2 separate regions of the Homo sapiens genome follow, and region 1 is linked to region 2. The links are chromatin contacts, found by POLR2A ChIA-PET in ENCODE. All regions are on one chromosome and are shown on one strand. The core of a region is the stretch at or near the end of the contact, and the rest is flanking DNA. Distances in the headings are between cores, read along the strand shown. Region 1 overlaps RCBTB2 (RCC1 and BTB domain containing protein 2). Region 2 overlaps RUBCNL (rubicon like autophagy enhancer).

Region 1 (2,713 bases), core at 85-2,584, 2.2 Mb after region 2:
GATCCATGCTCCTTTACTTTATTCTAGAGTGGGATCTTCCCCTAAATACTAAATTAAGGACAGGACTTGGAAAGAGTTCCTGTGATTCTAAGAATTCAATAAATTGGCATAGGGTGGTGGTACTGGTTATAGGGGAATTCTGTCCATAGAAAACAAGGCCCCCATTATTTTTCAGTTAAAGAATTGTAGTCTATTTTGAATGCTACCACTCTGTATGGCTTCATGTTCAAAATGGGGCCCTCTGTTCTGTCCTGCAGTCCTACCACATTCTCCTAGTTTGCTCATTCTCCTACAGGACTCTCATACTTCTCCCCATAAGCCTGACATCTCCCCTCTCATCCTCATCCTCAGCTGACATGACTTCCTATTTCACTGAGAACCAGAATCACTTGAAAAGAACCTCCACAAGCTCTCCCCACCACGTCTCCTTGCCTATTACAGAGAGGCCTGTGGATGCAATCTTCTCTGGATCAAAGGTCCAAGACCCTATAGAAAGCAGAGCCCTTGCTCTGTCACTAGATCCCACTGCTCCACCTACTAAGGGGCCCTGCTCTACCAACTGTCCCCTGCATCACTGGCTTGTTCCCCTTCACTGAGTCATTTGCATCATTAGACAAGCTTCCATTTCCCACATCTTAAAAAAGTAAAGATGTTTTACCTCAAATGCCCCAAAGCTCTTCCTTTTTATCTTTATAATAAAATTACCATGAAAAGCTGCCTCTATTCCCCATCTTCAGTTCCTCTACTTCCACGCTCCGATCAGACTTCCCGCCTCACTGCGCTAAAACTGCTTGCCAAGGCCCCTCCGGCGTTCTCATCGCCAAACCCACTCGTCAGTTCTCAGTCCTCGTGCAGACGTGCCAGCAGCATCTGGTGTGGTTCGGACTTCTTCCTTCCTGTTTCGCTTTCTTTCCCAGCCTGCAGGAAACGGTCTGCTGGTTTCTCTCTTCCGTTACTGCTCACTCCTCTTCAGTCTCCTTTGCTGGTGTCTCCTTATCTCCTTAACCTCTAAGCACAGAGTGCTCAGGACTTAATCTTCAAACCTGTCTCACGTCACTGCCTCATAGCTTTGACTTCAGCACATTTCTCTCTGACTTCCAGGCTTGCTTATCCAATTTGCTTATTAGACATTTCCATTTGGATGTCTAATAGACATCACATACTTCTCATATTCAAAACCAAATTTCTGATATTTCCCCCAAAATGTTGCTCCTATCTTCTATATCTCAATAGATGCCACTTTCATCCTTACAGCTGCTGAGGGACAGAACCTCCTCAGTCGTCTTTTTTTTCCTCACATCTAATCCATCCGCACATCCTGTTGGCTCTACTTTCAAAATGTATTCAAAATCTTAACCACTTTTTACCATCCCCACAGGTGATAACTTGGACCAATCCACCATCATCACTTACTGGATTATACAGCCTCCTAAGTACCCTCCTTCACACACACACACACACACACACACACACACACACTCTTCTCTCTCTCACCCTCTCTCTCTCTCCACACACACACACACACACACACACACTCTCTCTCTCTCTCTCTCTCTCTCTTCTCTTCTCTCTCTCACCCTCTCTCTCTCTCCCTACCTCCCTCCCTCCCTCCTCAACACAGCAGCCAGGAGGCAGGAGGATTACTTCAAATGCCCATCATATCTGCTCCTCTCCAAACCCTCTGATGGCCACTCACCTTGGAACTCTGATTCCTGAAACTTGCCTATGGACTCTGCAGGCCCTGCCTCCTCCCACACACGCCACTGTGCACCTCCACCGCACCATCTCCCTGCCTCATCAGCTACTTCCCTCCCCACTGTGCTCCCTCCACACCGGGCTTGCTTTTCCCAGAACACACCACCCACACCTCCTTCAGGTCTCTGCTTGAGTCACCTGCTCACTGATGTCTTGCCTCCCTGACCATTCTATTTAAAATTTCAACTTTCATCTCAGGATGGCATTCCCTAGGCTGTCTTCCCTGTCTTACTTCTTTCCATATCACTTGTCACCATCTGACATACTATATATCCTATTCATTTATTGATCACCTATCTCCCCTCACCAGAAATTCCCATGAGAGCAGAGATTTTGGATTGTTTTGTTCATTTGCAGTACCCCAGTGCGTAGGGCAGTGCCAGGCATGTAGCAGGCACTCAGTGAATATTTGTTGAATCCATGCATAAATACTCCTGATTTCAAAATACTGAGGACAATGGAGAATTGTAGTTAAACATGCGGTTTTAAAATGTGCCCAATCTTGGACTGTATCCCAGTTTTGCAGTTTACTAGTTTACTCAGATTACTTAATCTTTCCAAGCTTCAGTTTTCTCATTTATAAACTGGATCTAATATAATAATGCCTATGTCATATAAGGTTGTTTTGAGGAGTAAATGAAACATGAACTGTGCTTAGAATAATCCCTGGCTCATATTAATTATGTACTAAGTGACAGTCCAGCATGAGGGATAATAATTTGCTGAAAGAGCCCATTTCTTGCTTATTTGAGCCAGGCAAATCAAATACAGCACTGTTCTTTATTTACGAAAGCTTGTATTTTACATTAAGTACATATACAGTCTATTTTACTTATAGTCTATTATACTAATTTAGGGTACAGCAATTAGCTGGACAGGCTGTAGTACAACAGTGCATCTCTATAGGCAAAACTGAACATCCATGAAAGGGGTATTTAGTAGGTACCTACTCTGTGTC
Region 2 (2,753 bases), core at 75-2,574:
TCTTTTCTTTTTTTATTATACTTTAGGTTTTAGGGTACATGTGCACATTGTGCAGGTTAGTTACATATGTATACATGTGCCATGCTGGTGCGCTGCACCCACTAACTCGTCTGCACCATCTTAACCCCACTTCCCTTTTCTGACGTTTTTCCTCCTCTGTGGGGAACTGGAAGGGGGCAGCTACTGAGATCCCACATGGATCCACACGGACCCAGATGGCTGCAGGGGCTAGGGGCAGGGGCCTGGCATGGGGCATCAGGGTCAGCCCTGCCCCATGCTTTGGCCATCTGGACGCTACAGCAGAGACAACATGTCACAACTTCAGGTTGGGGAGGAGAGGAGGTAGTTAACAGAGGAAGTTAACCTAATTGGAATCAGGTTTGGCCAGAAAAAGGCAATAAATTCTGCATGCGTTTGTGTTTGTGTTTGTAATGTGTGTGTATATGGAGAGTGTTCCCTAGCATGCATCTTTGGGAGACTTCTCCAGGGGGTCCTAGGACTACTCTGCAAGGGAATGGGAGGGCCTGGTGGCATTTGTGGTATGCAGCCTGACCCACTCTCCTGCCCCCATGGTGTGAGGAAGATGTACTTATTGGAGCATTTTTATAGGTCATGCTTTAGAACCAAGTGAGAGCCTGAGGAGGAGCTGGAATCAGAAGGTGATTCTGACTGTTTAAAACTGTCAACTTCGGAGGCTGCAAGGGTCTCTAGAGTACACACTGGGTCAGGTTCACACCTGTGCTTCCGGAGCAAGGCTGATGCTCAGTGATAGATTTTTAAATTGTCTTCAACTGAGAATTGCTGGATACATGAGATCACCCAAGGAGTAAAGATGCAGAAGATGGGCGATGGAGACCTGAAAATTGTGGTCAGTTTTCCAGTACCAGGAGAGCTTTGTGCAGATGCACATATATCAGCATCCTCAGTTGGCCATGGCCACCAAGAGCAGCTCCCTGAGTAAAATGACTAGCCAAGAGGGTGGCACATGTTCTGTGACTAGTCAGGACATGGTCAGAATGTCACTTTAGCTCACAGGCCACCGTGAATGGCCATAGTGCAGGAAAGGTGTCCACCCAGCTTTCTATAGAGTTCAGGGTTGGAAGAAACATATAAATATCACACAGGACATATATACAGTAAAAACTTACTCATATATCTCAAGTTCAGTTTAATTAGGTGCCTGAATTTTTATGTGCCAAATCTGGCCTACTAGGGCTGTGCCACTCCCACACCAATTCTCTCATCCAAAGACGGGGCCCCAGGAAGCTCAGCCGAAATGTGGCCAATCTGGACTCTGACAGTGAAAGACGGTTGACAGGGAGGTGACTCTGAGGAAATCCAATGGCAACTGACATGTGCTCTGAAGGTGGAAACCACCAGCATTAGGTTTTCATAAGCACTAGCACCAGAAGAGAGTAACTGTTCTAAGCTACATCTCGGTGTGCTTTACATTACTGCACTTTCACTTCCATTATCTTGTTGGATGCACACAATCACCCTGCAAGGTTGGTGTTATGTGCCACTTTCCAGATAAGGGAGCCAAGACGCAGAGATTAAATGAGCTGTCCAAAGTCACTGCACTTGAAAGTGTCTAAGCCACCCTTTCCATGTAGGTTTCCTGACTGTTAACGGTCCACTCTACATTCTCATGATGCCCATGGGCCAAAACAATCACTCTTTCCTCCCCACGACAACTGATTGAATGGGAAAGGGTCCCTTAGGAAAGTTGATGTTATTTTTATGGAAGACTCAGAGGGTCAGACGAGCAGGAGGGAGGTATAATGATTCAGATGTGTGAATTATACCAGGGCTGAATAAAGAGGTTATAGAGAAGTTATGATTCAGAAAGGAAGGGGGATGGACTAAGGGTAGGCAGGGGAGCTTGGAGGCCAGGGGGAAAAAAAACACTGAATTTTATACACAAAGTGATAGACAAGATGCTAAACATACTTTTCATAACTTATATCATTTAATCTGTACGACAACCTTGTGAGACAGATTGTCAGCATTTTACAAATAGGAAACCGGAGTCTTAAGAAATTTGAGCAACTTATCACAAATCACAGGACTAGAAGTGAAAGGATCCAAGTGCTTCTGGCTCTAAATTCTGGATCACTTAGACTCACTGTACCCCAAAGGAAAGTGGGGGAAGATTTGGGGGTATACTAAGGGCAAGAGGAATTTTTAAAGAGGTTCCTGATGGAGGGAAGAGAGGAACAGCTCAGGAAGTGGTGCAGGTCAAGCCCAACAGGAAACCTACTTGGGTAAAGAATTTGGACTTTTTTTTTTTTGAGATGGGGTCTCACTCTGTCACCCAGGCTGGAATGCAGTGGCGGGATCATGCCTCACTACAGCCTCAAACTCCTGGGCTCGATCGATCCTCCCACCTCAGCCTCCTGGGTAGCTGGGAATACTGGCACACACCATTGTGCCCAGCTAATTTGTGTCTTTTTGTTGTTGTTGTTGTTGTTTTTTTTTTTTTTTTTTTTTTTTTAAGAGACAGGGTCTCGCTATGTTGCACAGGCTGGTCACAAACTCCTGGGCTCAAGTCATCCTCCTGCATTGGCCTCCCAAAGTGCTGGGATTACAGACACGAGCCAGCACCCACCCAACTTAATTTTAAATTAAGTCTTCAGAGGGTTTAATCCACGGAGATAGACGATCTGATTTATGCTTTATAAACATTCTGGTGTTGTGTGGAGAATGGACTATAGAGGGGCAAGTGTGGAAAGAGGAGATAGGAGGTTTTTAAT

The links. ChIA-PET counts read pairs that join two places held with the same protein, here RNA polymerase II (POLR2A).
Region 1: POLR2A ChIA-PET joins it to region 2 with 10 read pairs in PC-3. The contact joins two enhancer-like sites. POLR2A ChIA-PET finds 5 or more read pairs at or near these places in 2 of 52 experiments (PC-3 and activated CD4-positive, alpha-beta T cell).

The regions. Positions count from the first base shown.
Region 1 is chr13:48,491,782-48,494,494 of GRCh38, forward strand. All of the region lies in intron 14 of RCBTB2 (RCC1 and BTB domain containing protein 2), which reads right to left. Among named protein-coding and RNA genes, the nearest start is that of RCBTB2, 40 kb to the right of the region's middle. RefSeq lists an enhancer at 1,700-1,779. Within about 2 kb of position 1,335, at least 31 of the 41 ENCODE cell types and tissues checked have a DNase peak (open chromatin) inside an H3K27ac peak, as active enhancers do.
Region 2 is chr13:46,332,792-46,335,544 of GRCh38, forward strand. RUBCNL (rubicon like autophagy enhancer) reads right to left here. Exons shown (of 15, transcript NM_025113.5): 15 at 1,890-2,753. Among named protein-coding and RNA genes, the nearest start is that of LINC00563, 36 kb to the left of the region's middle. RefSeq lists a silencer at 1,324-1,403. Within about 2 kb of position 1,325, at least 2 of the 41 ENCODE cell types and tissues checked have a DNase peak (open chromatin) inside an H3K27ac peak, as active enhancers do.